2 separate regions of the Mus musculus genome follow, and region 1 is linked to region 2. The links are chromatin contacts, found by Hi-C or POLR2A ChIA-PET in ENCODE. All regions are on one chromosome and are shown on one strand. Each heading gives the region's core, a stretch centred on a gene start or an enhancer-like site at or near the end of the contact. The rest is flanking DNA. Distances are from core to core; before and after follow the strand shown. Region 1 overlaps Xylt1 (xylosyltransferase 1). Region 2 holds the start of Xylt1 (xylosyltransferase 1).

The links. A loop is a pair of places that touch in the nucleus more often than their neighbours do. ChIA-PET counts read pairs that join two places held with the same protein, here RNA polymerase II (POLR2A).
Region 1: a map of gastrocnemius shows a loop between it and region 2 (2.0-fold over the local background). The contact joins the enhancer-like site here to the promoter of Xylt1 in region 2. A Hi-C loop is called at or near these places in 6 of 37 maps with a recorded cell type or tissue (T-helper 1 cell, T-helper 17 cell, gastrocnemius and 2 more). POLR2A ChIA-PET finds 5 or more read pairs at or near these places in 2 of 5 experiments (both embryonic stem cell).

What each region holds. Positions count from the first base shown.
Region 1 is chr7:117,411,847-117,418,322 of GRCm38, reverse strand. All of the region lies in intron 1 of Xylt1 (xylosyltransferase 1), which reads right to left. Among named protein-coding and RNA genes, the nearest start is that of Xylt1, 34 kb to the right of the region's middle. Within about 2 kb of position 3,147, at least 1 of the 3 ENCODE cell types and tissues checked has a DNase peak (open chromatin) inside an H3K27ac peak, as active enhancers do; it is heart, where a contact is called at or near this core.
Region 2 is chr7:117,375,842-117,382,357 of GRCm38, reverse strand. Xylt1 (xylosyltransferase 1) reads right to left here and starts at 1,379. Exons shown (of 12, transcript NM_175645.3): 1 at 838-1,379. The coding sequence starts at 1,179.

The DNA.
Region 1 (6,476 bases), core at 1,898-4,397, 34 kb before region 2:
CTGACTTGTGTCAGAGAAATTTCTGAGACCAGAGCTGAGCACCTCCCAGCATGCTGTGAAGACTCTGGGCAAACCCATTTTCCACAAGAAGGTGCCAGGTTTTTGATCTCACACACAGCAGCCCCTAAGCCTTCCTTCCTTCTAGTACATAGTAAAATCAGAACCAACAATTCCACCAAGGGACTGACTGGTGATTCTTAAAGGATGCAACCAACTTTGGAGAACAGTTCAATGATTTAAAACAAAATAAATGTATATTTGCCATTTGACCTGTAATTCCACTTCCCACAATCTACTGAAGATACATGAAGACACAGATGTAGACAGACACAGCAGTGTTTCTCACAACAGCCAAAACATAGCTATGACCTCAGACATTGAGTGGACACTTAACATAATACGTGAGATATGCACAGGTTTCACAAGTATCACACTCAGTGACAAAGCCAAGGAGTGCCACCATGGCATGGGCTTCCCTTTTGAGAAAATGTCTAGAATGGAATTTGATGTCAAAGGCAGTGACTTGTTGTCTGGTTACAATTCAGATAGGCATAAGAAATCTTACTATGCTGGTGAGACCATCCTAACACTAGCTTTCGGTTAGCTTTTGGTGATGGGTGCACAGCTCTGTTAGTTGACTATCATTGGCTGAGACATTAAATGTATAAATTTCACAGTATATAACTCAAACCCCAGCAGGTCTGCTATTTATTTATTTATTTATTTACTTACTTACTTACTTACTTACTTACTTACTTACTTACTTATTTAGATTTTTTTTCGAGACAGGGTTTCTCTGTGTAGCCCTGGCTGTCCTGGAACTCACTCTGTAGACCAGGCTGGCCTCGAACTCAGAAATTCGCCTTCCTCTGCCTCCCAAGTGCTGGGATTAAAGGTGTGCACCACCACGGCCCGGCAGGTCTGCTTTTTAAATAAAAGATTATGATAGGCTGAGGCTGTAGCTCAGTGTCAAAGCACTTGTCTACCCTGTGTGAGGCTCTGATTTCAATCCCCTCACTGAAATGGGAGGAAGAGGAGGGAGGGAAGGAGGGGTGGCAGGGTTGTATGATCTCATTGTTTTCCAAATTTTGCTACACCAGTTATTAATCCTACAAGCGTACCTACCAGTCACTACCCAATGGAAGACACATTGACTATTCCACGTTAAAACTGACGCAAGGACTCTGTCTCAGACGAATGCCTTGACTTTTCCCTGGTTGGTACTGGCCTCATCTGTTGCCAGAGCACACAGGGCTCTGACACACAGCACCTCAAGCTCCAACCCAACTGGAGACTTCCAGCTCGAGGGGCCTGACCCCGATGGGTCCAGGCATGAGCTCCTGAGGCAGGAGCGAGGCTCCTGCTCCACTGGGTGCACTGATGAAAAAGCAAAAGAAAAGCTGCCAACCCAGGGCCATGTTTGCCCTGCCCACCATCCACCCGTGACCCATTCACACCACACCACACACACACACACACACAAGATGCTGTCACCCTGGAAAGAGAATCTGCAGTTACACTTACATCAGAGGTAACTTGGATGGGTGCACAAGAGAACGAAGTCATGGAGGACAGAGCTCCAAGTTGCTTCATTACTACATACCTTCCTATGGAAAAGCATTGGTTTCAGTTAGTGGGGAAGAAAACATTAAAAAGTACAGAGGTAAGGCTAGGAGGTGTGATCTAGAAGATACCTCTACTGTGGATCTTCTCTTAACCAGCTTCAAACACACACACACACACACACACACACACACACACACACACACACACAAACGTGAAGCCCATAGCCAGCTCAGGGTTACCACTAAGCATGAAACACAGGACACACACACAAGGCCCACAATGGCCTTAGTCATCTTGATGCTGGGCTAGGAAGCCAGCTCAGGAGACTGCCAAACTGGGACGCTTCTGAGCCATAGTGTCTCCTCTGCAGCCCTAGCGGTATCTGGTGAGGAATGCCAGCCTCATACAGAGGTCTGAAATCGCCTTCTCCCTTTTTATTAAAAAAGAAAACTATCTGAGATACCGCAGAGTACCCCACAATCTGGCGTTTCTTTCACTCTTGCTGGTCTTTCCCGCTGAAGAGCTGGATAAGCTTATCATGGGCAGGCAAACTACGACTTAGCTTTGATCCCTTCCAAAAACCCATTTGGCGCCTTTAACATTTCATTTGGCAGACTGAATCCTGGACATGCATTTATGGGGTTGGGTTTACCCTTAACTGAGTATTGCATAAATCCTGTTACTCTGTCTGCTTCACTGTGTTTGGGGTTTTCTGAGCCAGGGCTTTATCTGAGTGGACAGCTCTGAGGTGACCCTCTCTGAATCAGAAACCGTGTCCTCTGCCCACCACTGACTTTTGAAGATTGTTGCAAAGCTATCGATGCCACCAATGTCTCATTTTGCTGGGCGCACGCATCCCATACTGAGGCACACCCCAGACTTCAAGGAGACATCCCAGCATGCTCACATCTGCACAGAAGGATCTTCCCAGAAACCACCTCGCTCCATACTCATTCATTCCCATTCATCCAGGCAGCAGCCAAGGAGATCTGTGCAGTGACTGATGTACTTCACTTTAGGCCTGAGGTGTGGGACAAAGAGGAACGCAGACTACTCGTCATGTGTGAAAATGGGAAATTCATAAAGAAAAGTGAGAAGAGAAAGAATAAGGTAAAAGATCTGCTTAGAGATGCTACATAAGCCTGTTGCCTTTGACTCAAGGGATGCACTTTTTTTAGAAGTGCATGAGTGTGTGTACGCACGTACACTCAAGTGAGTGCATGTGTGCAAGCATAGGCACACCCACCAGAGACCCTCCTATCTCCTCCCCCAGCCCCGGGATTACCAACGTCTGCCACCTCTTCCTTTTTTCACATGGGTTCTAGGACTTGAACTCAGGTCCTCATGCTCCCTTCCCCTCAACTATTTAACAGACATTAGCAGCTCTGACTACATACAATAGATGCACGGTCACTAAGGAAGATAAAAGGCGGGGATACGGGAGGCCCCGTGGGACACACAGTAGGCACTCAGTGGTGCATGGTTGCACACTCATGACACACCAACCCAACTCTGCTGCTCATTCCCTCTCACACAGCTGGACAGGCCATTGGAGGAGCAAGGGAGAGTTGGCACATGCCAAGTGAATGAGGCAACGCTGTGCCATGTGGAAGCAACATCCTCCCGAGTATGCTTTCGAGCCTCCTGGGATCTGTCCTGGAGACGCTCCAATCACACACTTCACACAGATTACTCCAGATAGGGCAGAAATGCAAGTGAAATGACTCACAGGAGTCAGGCTCTGCACCCAGGTAAAGAGAAGGCATACCCTCTGTCCTTCTAGAACCTTCTCTGTCCAAAGCAAACTCCCTTCCCCAGCCCTGTGCTTCAGTGCCTCACCACTGACTCCTACCACACGAGTGAGGTTTTTCCGAAGACAGAGGCAGCTGCTGTAAAACTAGACACCCCTGTGACGGGGCCCGCTGAGCTATTTCAGGCTCCCTCCCTGTCTGAAGGCGGCTGTGGTTTTGGTTACATCTAAGTTTGGCCTCAGAGATTGGGGAGGAAAAGGCCCCGGAGGAGCAAAACAAATCTCAGAGTATTTACTAGTGTATCCAACCCATCCTATGAAGCATCCTTACAAAGCTCTTGCTAGGTGCTGGCGAGATCCAGCAACTGGCAAAAGAAATTCAGTATGTTAAAATACCCAGTGGCAAGCTGGGGACACGCCTGAGCACAGAGGTCTAAGTTAAATCCCCAGAACCCACAAAGGGGAAAAAAAAGCCAGGTGTGGTATCGTGTGCTTGAAAGGCCAGCACTGGGGAGGCAAAAAGAGAAGCACCTCGGGACTTGCTAGCCAGCCTAGCTGGCCGACTTGGCATTCCCTGGTCAGGTAGAGACCCTGTCTTGATAAAACTTGGTGAACAGTGCCTGAGGAACGAGAGTTGAAGGTGTCTTCTGGCCTCTGCATGCAGGCACACAACTCGGTGTGTTCACCTGCCTACACACAGATGCCAACGGCTTCTCCAGGGCTCAGGCCTCCGATGATTCTTCTGTGACTTTTCCTCCTTGCATGCACCCACGAGCAGCTGAGGACAGATGCATAGATACTAACTGATCTACTACAGGATGTGCACATCATAGACTGCATTGTTCCCTTCCTCCTGAAGACATCCATCCGCCTGATGGGGCACACACCCTCCGCATCTCAGATAGGTGAAGTGACCTGCCTGGAGTCACAGAGGCAGGGAAGAGGCAGATGGAATCAAATCCCAGTACTGTCTGCCTCTAGATCAGTGAGTGTTTCTCAATCTTCCTAATGCTGTGACCATTTAGTACTGTCCCACTATAAAATCACTTTCGGTGCTATTTTAGAACTGTAATTTTGTTACCATTATGAAACATAACGTCAACATCTGATACGTAGGATACCTGATATACAACCCCGGTGAAAGGTAGATGCTCCCCTCGGGGGTTCCAGACCCACAGGTTGAAAGCCACTGCTCTAGAGCCTCACAGACATTATTACCCTAACTTCCTCGGTTTGCTTGGGGCTCTGATTGACACCACCAGTTGCTGAGCCCCACAGTTAGCACACAGTAGGGATGGTGTCAGCGTTTGCTAAAATTGGGTTTGATCTTGTTATTTAAAGCTCCCGTGATCACAATCAGCTTTTAAGCTATGGGTGAAGAATGAGGTCACTCTATAAAAAACGGAAAGCAGAAATGAACCCCAGAGGTGGTGGGGGGGGAGGTTCCTGGAGTTAGGGATAGCAATGAATTTCCAAACAACCACATGGCCTCCATGCTCTGTAGGTAATGAGATGCACAGAGAACTGGGAAGGAGCCCAGAAATCCAATTTCAGTTCAGCAACACCTGATGTTCGTTATGAAAACCTGAGTGTCTATGACACTCACTACACCGAGGACAGGGAGTCACACAGCTCAGGTCACAGCGGGAGGAGTGAAGCCTTAGTCAGTCTACTTTGTAAAACCCAGAGAACTGTCCAGGAAGCCATGAATGCAGAAACTCTGACAACGATGGTGGGAACAGTTAATCTTGTCTGCTCCTTGGAGGGGGACCCCTGGCAAATGGTCTCTGTGCTTCTGCCCATTAAATTCTGGGAGGATCTTTTGGTACAGACAACATACAGGACCCATTTTACAGACAGGAAAACTGAGAGCAGGCAATCTCTGCACTCAGGCCCATCTTCGCATAATTTCAGTGGTCAGGTGACACATGTAACATTTTGCACAAAGAACTCCAAAGACTATGCCAAGGCAGAAGAAGAAAAGAGAGAAGAAGAAGAAGAAGAAGAAGAAGAAGAAGAAGAAGAAGAAGAAGAAGAAGAAGAAGAAGAAGAAGAAGAAGAAGAAGAAGAAGAAATGCTTGCCAAAATTCTAACTTCTCAGACACAGAGGCAAGAGCTCTGGAGACATCTGGGCCAGTGTGGGGAGCTAGCCGCCTGCTTTTTGCTAGCATGGTATTCCCCTAGGGTTAATCTCCCACATGTGGCCACAGAAACCCACTTCCAAACCCAGCATCCTTCTCCTACAATCTTATTTGACTCCACAAAAACCAGAAGGCATCTGGGGACAGGAGATTTTTATCTCAGCCAAGTGCTTTTGGAGCTGTGCCAGGAAAGTGTCCCATGAGGAGCCAGTGAGCACGATGTCACCTACATGTGTATTTGGAGTGTAGTGATATCCACATCCAAGGCGGCACCACTTCCCTCTTGGAGCAGCGCCCCAAGACACATCACCAGCCCAAGCAAACTGCCTGAGAAGGATCTCATGAAAAAAGAGCACGCATGGGAAAGAATGCCTCATAGCCTGTTCACATCTACCATCTCTAGAAAGTCACTCTTGGAGGCAGGAGAACCTTTCCGAAACACATGGAAATATAAACCTGGCAGATTGTGAGAAGCCAGCAGAATTCCACCCCCAACCCCAGACTTTTAACATCATTTCCTCGAGGCCAAATCAGCCTTCTAGTATCTGCAGCAAAGGGGCCGGAGTAGCAGCCATCTGGAGCGCCAGCTTGGGAGTGCGCACCCATATTTTCAACAGGGTCCTTGAAACCAAAGCCAAGTGCCAGAGGAAGGTAAATGTTCACCGTAAAGGCTCACACACTCAAGAACATTTTCACAAAAATTGATGAGGAGATGGAATGCCCTCCAACTGTGCAAAAGAAGTTGGGGTGGGGCTCAGGCTCCAGCCTCTGCTCAAGGAAGCCAAGTGAGGTTGGGTGTGGCTCAGTGGCAGAGCAACAGCCTGGCAGGCTGAAAGCCCTGGGTTCCCAGAAATGCAAAATGGGGAAGAGAAAGGAAGAATGAAGAGGAGTGGGAGGGGTAGGGAGAAGACAGGAGGGAGGGAAGAAGATAGGGCAGGGGAGAGAAAGGGAGAGAAGGGAGAGGGAGAGAGAAGAGAAGGGGCAGACAGAAGGAAAGAGGGAGAGCAATGGGGAGGGGA
Region 2 (6,516 bases), core at 130-2,629:
TGGGGATAGAAGAGGAAGACAAGCCGGTGCCCCACCTAGCCAACCAGATGGTACTAATAGAACTGGAAGACAGTTTCAGAGACCTGACTATTCACATCCAAGAAGAGCAAAGCACACTGGGAGGTGTGGTGATAGCGTGGCCAGACAGACAGACAGTAAGTGCAACTGACCACCCATGTCAAGTCAGAGACAGCCAGCTGGAACTAAGGGGCAATACCTGGAGGTGAAGTCAGGGAGGGCAAGAAATGGCAAGGTTAGGGACTGAGGAAGGTGGGGACTGGGGAAGGTGGAGAGAGAAGTAGATTCCCAGAGGGGAAAACAGGACCCAAAGTCAGATCAGGCTTGCAAGACCCAGTGTTGATTTGGGCACCAGGGACATGGTGGAGGACTTAACACACTCATTCTCAGCCCACAGCAAACAGCTCAGACCAAAGAGGCTGCGTGGAGAACTACCCTTGAGCAGCGGCTGAGGATCCGGTCACGATCCGATGCACGTACTCGAGTGGAGAGTGAGGCATCAACGCCCCCACCCAGAGAGCAAGTAGGACGCCCAGAAAGAGTGATAGGAAACAGGACCCCCTAGAAAGCGAGTCTCTTCTGGAGCTCACTTTCCAGACCCCAAGGGGGCGGTCCTCAGACTCCGCACAGAGCAGCGCGGCTCAGTGCACGACCCTGCAGCTGCCCAGGGCAGCCAGGGCAGTCAGAGGCAGCCAGGGCGCAGAGTCCCTTCGGATATCGGGACTTGTGTGGCCAAGACCAATGTGAGGCATGGGTAGGGTCGCCCATCTGTCTCTCTGTCCGCGGGGCTCGAGATCCCCTTCCCAAAGGGCACCTTACCCTCGCCCGGGAGGCTAGTGCCCCGCGGCTGGCAGGCTGCTGTGCGCGGGCTCCTCCGGGGCCGCCTCCCCGTGCTCCTCCTCCGCCGGCTCGGCCTCCAGGTCCTCCGCGGGCTGCGGGCAGATGGGCAGCCAGGTCCCTGCGCTCCCGGCGCGGGGCCGCGGGCTGCTGCTGCTCGGCTGCTCCCGCCGCTGCCCCCGCGCGCCGCTGCTCTCCAGCCCCGGAGTCCAGGCTGCTGAAATTCCACACCACCAGCGTCTGCAGCAGCAGCACCATGAGCGCCGCCAGCAGCGCCGAGTGCGAGCGCCGCGCCAGCCTCCGGGCGCACGGCGCCGCCACCATCTTCCGCGGCGGCCCGGGGCGAGCGGGGTGCCGGGACACCCCGGTGCGCGCTCTATCCCGGGGGCTCCGCGCTCGGGCCCCGCCGACGTCGCCCGGGCTCGCCGCTGCTCCTCCTCCTGCTCCTCTCCTCCACCACCTCCTCCTCCCTTTCCTCCTCTGCCGCCGCCGCCGCCTCCTCCACCGCCGCGGCGCGGAGTTTTCAGACGGGCAGGGACCCGGACGTCACCAGGAGGAGGGGAAGGCGGGAGGCGGGCGCGGGGAGGCCGCGGAGGGGGCGCGGCGCGCGCGCGCGGGGACACGGCTCGGAAGGGAGCTGGCCCCTCGAGATTCCCTTTTCCCTGGGTCAGGGTCCCCAACCCAACCCCCAGGGTTCTAGGGCGGGCGTTAGGGGTACCAGGGCTGGGGAAGGGGCCACTAGGGACGCGGGCCCTGAGCAGAGGGCGGGGCCTGGAGGAGGAGCCGAGGGCAGCGTGGGGAGGAGAAGGTGAGGGAGGGGGTGGAGGCGAAGGAAGCAGACAGACACCCCCCAGAACAGGCGTGGGAACAAGGTACGGGTGCGAAAAGGCCGGTGCAAGGGGTAGAGAGACGGAAAGTGGAGGATAGAAGAGTCAACAGGGCAGCTCAGCTTGCAGAGGTCAGGAAAAGGGAAAGAAGGGTCCTGAGAGTCTGTGTTCCATGTGGCAGAAAACTGGAGGCGGAGTTGCAGGAGGCGCGGAGTTTTCCGTCCCGGCATCTTTGGCTGCACAGAGAGAAAACCTTGGCAGGTGGAGATGGGAGAAAACGTAGGAGTGTCACAGGTCCTGGCTCTTGTGCAGCCTGGGATTCCTGGATCACTGACTGAAACGATGGGGAGGAGGTTCTCAATGACTCGCCGAGGTTAATCAGCACAAGCACTGCGACTTCTGAGTCACCCCCCCCCCCTTCCAGGGCCAACCAAAGATTCAGGGCTCATTGACTCACTTCTCTGGTCCCCAAAGACTCACAATCCAACATCCTCCAAATCCAGTTGGCAAGTGAATGCTTTGGTGGCTAAAGAAGTTTTCCAACCCTCCCTGGCCACAAGCTGAAGTCTCCCTCCCAGCCACAGAGCCTCCCTCCCTTAACGCCCTTCTTACCATCCGCCCTCCTGATGTCTGACTTGCTGTGTGCACTAGATTCAGAGCTGGGTCAGCCCAGCCTTGCTTTATAAGGAGAAGCATTTTCCTGGACTGACTGGTGACCTTGAGCCACCAAGACTGTCCCCCTTGACCTTGTTCTGAGCTCTGTCAGTGAGAGTTTGGAAGGAATAATCTCTCTGAACTCAAACTTCATCCAGCTCTCTCTGACTCAGTCTTATAGACTTCCCCTTTTGATACATAGCATCTATTAATGTCTGCATGTGAATGGGACTGATGTCTACCTATGTCAGTGAGCTGGGGACTTACAGCGAATTCTTGGTCTTTTGTCTCCTGCCCTTTTAAACATCACCCTGGTTTGTAAAGGGAAGCGAGTGGATATGTACAGAATCTATCAGAGAGCAAGGCCAACAGTGGCGAGAAGTGGACCCTTCCATCCACTGCACCAGCATATTAGAGCACTGATGTGTGCCAGATGTGGGATCAGGTACAAGCATCCCAAGGTGACAAAGGGTGCCTCTGATCTACAGTCAGCTAGAAGGCCAGAGAGTCAGGTGTAGGTAGGTATGGAATCTCAGAAGAAAACATGACCATCGTCCCTAGAGAGATTTGCAAAGGAGCCGTGGGTTCATGAGAGTGCTACTGGGATAGCTGTGTCCTCAGCCAACCTGCTACCCTGACAGTCTACAATCTGCTCCAGGGCCCCCTCTAGCTCTGCAGCCAGGGACAGAGGCATTCCCACTTCATCAACAGTGAGACTGTAGAGGAGAGGCAGCTCCCTGGTTCACCAGTCTCCTCTTATCTGCATATCAGTTGGGAATATTTATAGTTTGTGTAATAAAACACCTGGTTTAACAATCTAAAAATAAGCCTTACTGGATTGTAGAACTAGTTATTGCAGAGCACTAACTCCAGGCATGGCTTGATCCAGCAACCTAGAACAACCACTACAGAATTTTCTCTTCCTTTCTCCTCTCTTTCTCCCACAGTGTCTGTTCACACTGGAACATCACAAGAGTCCTAGATTCTGTGACTTAGACTAGCTGTAACTTATTCATCTGCAGTCCAGGATTCTTTTAGAAGATGCAGAGAGCGTTTTCTTACAGAGTAATTTTTAGGTCCTAAGTTACCCCTAAACCAGTCACAAAGCTCAGGAAGTCAGATCAAGGAAATGAATCTAACCAGGGTTCCTAGATACACCTCTGGCCTTGGGGTAAATCTGTTATCTCTGTAGCCATTCAAATGTTCCATAGAGCCATGTGGGAGTAGAAGAATGGCTTCCCTCGGCTGTCCCTGAAGTCTCCATTGAGCTTCCCCGACCATGGTCAAGTCATCTTCCCCCACCCCGCCCCGCCCCAAGAACTTCAGGGTTCTTAGTGCTAAATGAGTAGCAAGAGGTCATGTAAACATAGCCTCCAAGTCCTGCCCTGGCTGTGTGGAATATTCCAGCCCCCAGCCCACCTTTGTCTCAAGAGCGCTTCTGCACTTTGTCTGTAAAGTAACAATGACCTGTGCTTCCTCCACATGACACAGCTAACAGCAGTCCTCCAGGGGCCAGGCTGTGATTCAGCTCCCTCAGGGCCCTAGTGCTTCAGTACTGAGGTTAAAGATCCTGGGCCCAAATCCCTGGAGAAGCAGAGTTGTTTATCTTGACTCATACATAAAAAGCCACTCAAGAAAGAGGTCCAGTCGCCCTGGGCAGGTTAGAGATGCCATAAACAGCTCATTTGATGGGTTTTGGAGGAAAATTTACCTGAGGTGGCATCTGGGATTCTCTTCTTCTGGCTCCAAGATGAGTAGCCCTTCAAACATTTTAGAGAGGTAAAGATGGAACAGATAGCTGGGAGCTGGGGTAAATTAGAGTATCTAAAATGCCCCATCTCAGTATGGCTGGGACATCCAGAGTGTGGGTACCCTAAATTTGCTGAACTACCAAACAGAAATAGCCCTTTTGCATTAAGAGGGACAGGAGTTTTCATTTGCAGTTGTGCATAGAGAGGCAGGTGGCCTTGATGGATAAGAAAGAGGCCAGGGCCCTGCTTGAGACTCGGCAGTGCCTCTAACCACTGTATTCTGAGTCCTCAGGATTTTCGAAGCTCAGTTTTTCACTCCACAAAGATGCATGGAACCCTATTACACATAGGCGTCCTGCTGGGCAAGTGGAATCTGGAGATGATGAAGATTCCCCAAGGAACCTTTCTTTTTAAATGTGGTTCCCCAGCTCCCGTGCTATGGGCCCCAGGAGACAGAGCTCTAGGGAAGTTTCGCCTGATTTGTGGGACTCTCAACCACCACCCCGAATGCCAAATCTTGTTTCTCCATCCCTTCAAGGATGGGAAGGCTGAATCTGTCACTGGGCATTGTGAGTTATTGGGTGTGACCAGTCCTGAGCTAGCAATTGCAAAGGAAATGGTTGGGATAGTCTTCACCCTCAAAGAACTGTCCAACAGGACAGAGGGACAAGACATTTATTTCACTGACAGCAATTCCAGGATCAGTGCACGGAGCGAATGAGATAGATAAGAACTAGCTTGCCCAGGCTTAACGAGCGCATGTGCACATGCATGTGTGTGTTTGTGTGCATGAAAGCCAAAAGGGAACCTCAGGGGTGGGTTTTTTGGTTTGTTTGCTGTTTATTTCTATTTGATTTTCAGCCTGGAAGTTAAAAAAAAAAAAGCTATGCTGCCCAGAATCAACTGCCCCCCACCCCCACCCCAGGGCTTGCTATCTTCTGTGGTTTCTGTGGAGTCAGCTTCTTTACCAGCTGGTCTATCTCCCCTCTGCTGCATTTTAACTGAGTTTTTAAAATATCTATTGTTAAGTTCTATGCCTCAACGTCCTCATCCATAAAATGGGGCTTAAAATAATGGGAGTTTATTGACACTTTTTTTAAATGTAAGGATTAAATAAGCTAACTCATACAAATAACTTTTTGCATCCCTACTGATCAAGTCAACCTTGGTGGCACACACACTTGGAAGATCGAGGCAGGGGAATTACCAGTTTGAAGCTAGTCTGAATTACCAGTTTGAAGCAAGCCTCTTTCTATCAAAGTTAAGTGGCTAAAAGCATCAGAGGGGAGAAAGGTCCTCTATGGAAGGCTCCATGGAGGAGGCTGTGTAACATCAGGACCTTGTGGTGTTCCAGTGTCTCTTTTGCCTCACTTCTTTATGCCTGCTCTCTCTGCTATTTGGTATAGTGCAAGGCCTTGGGTGAGCTCTGGATGTGGAATGAACATCCATCAATTGCAGGATTGGGGCCAGGTGAAATGAGCCAGGGGCATTCTTCCAGAAAGAAGCGGCACCGTTTGGGGCCTGGTACAGACCCAGGTTCAAAACCCATACCCAGCAACATTTTCATTTCATGATGCGTGAGCAGGATGCCCAACATCTTTGACCCTCAGTATTGTAAAGCAGAAAAGTAAAAAAAAAAAAAAAAAAGACTCAAGTCTTCCAGGGCACATGAAAATGGTGACATTGTGTGTCATCTATTTCTTGTGAAATAGAGGGATTAGCCAGTGGGGGGCAAAAAGACTGTTAGCTGGGCCACCACCTGATCACCAAGTTAAAAAAAAAAATTCCAGACCTTTTCAAATATTCCTGCCTCGGGGTTCTGGAGAGCCTGGGCTTCTCACGCCTCCTTCTGAATTTAAATCAACTTCAGACTAACAGTCAAATTTAGTGAGGTATATGGTTTCCGTTTTAATCTCTATCACATGTCTCTTTCTTGTTTTTATAGTTGGTTTTTACCCAAATGCTACCAATTGACCCGACTTTGCTCTTCAAAAGAATTTTTTAAACTCCTCCTGAGTTTCACTTCTGCATCAGCACAGACGCTGGAAGCAGGTGGCTCACCTGCGTGTGCTTGATGATGTGAGACTTCAGTACGGAATACCTCCACCCACGGGATCCCTGACTGTCTTCAACAAATGCCCACGAGCCAGGGGAGTTCTGAGCAGCAGGATCATAGAAACCCCTCCGGAGTGAGGGCTGTGGGTAGATGCCCCATCCCACCCAAGGGAAGTTAAGTGGCCTTGTCAGCCCTACGGACAGACAGACCAACAGCTGAACAGAGTTGTGATTCCAGGGACTCTTTCATCAGCAGAGGGCGCTCTGGTTAGCAAATAACTTCCCTGTGATCAGTTTCCTGCATGCAAGGTCCAGAGAGAGCAAGAAATCAGGCTGCTAGGGGGTGTCCAGAAAGAAGGCTCACGGGTTTGCAA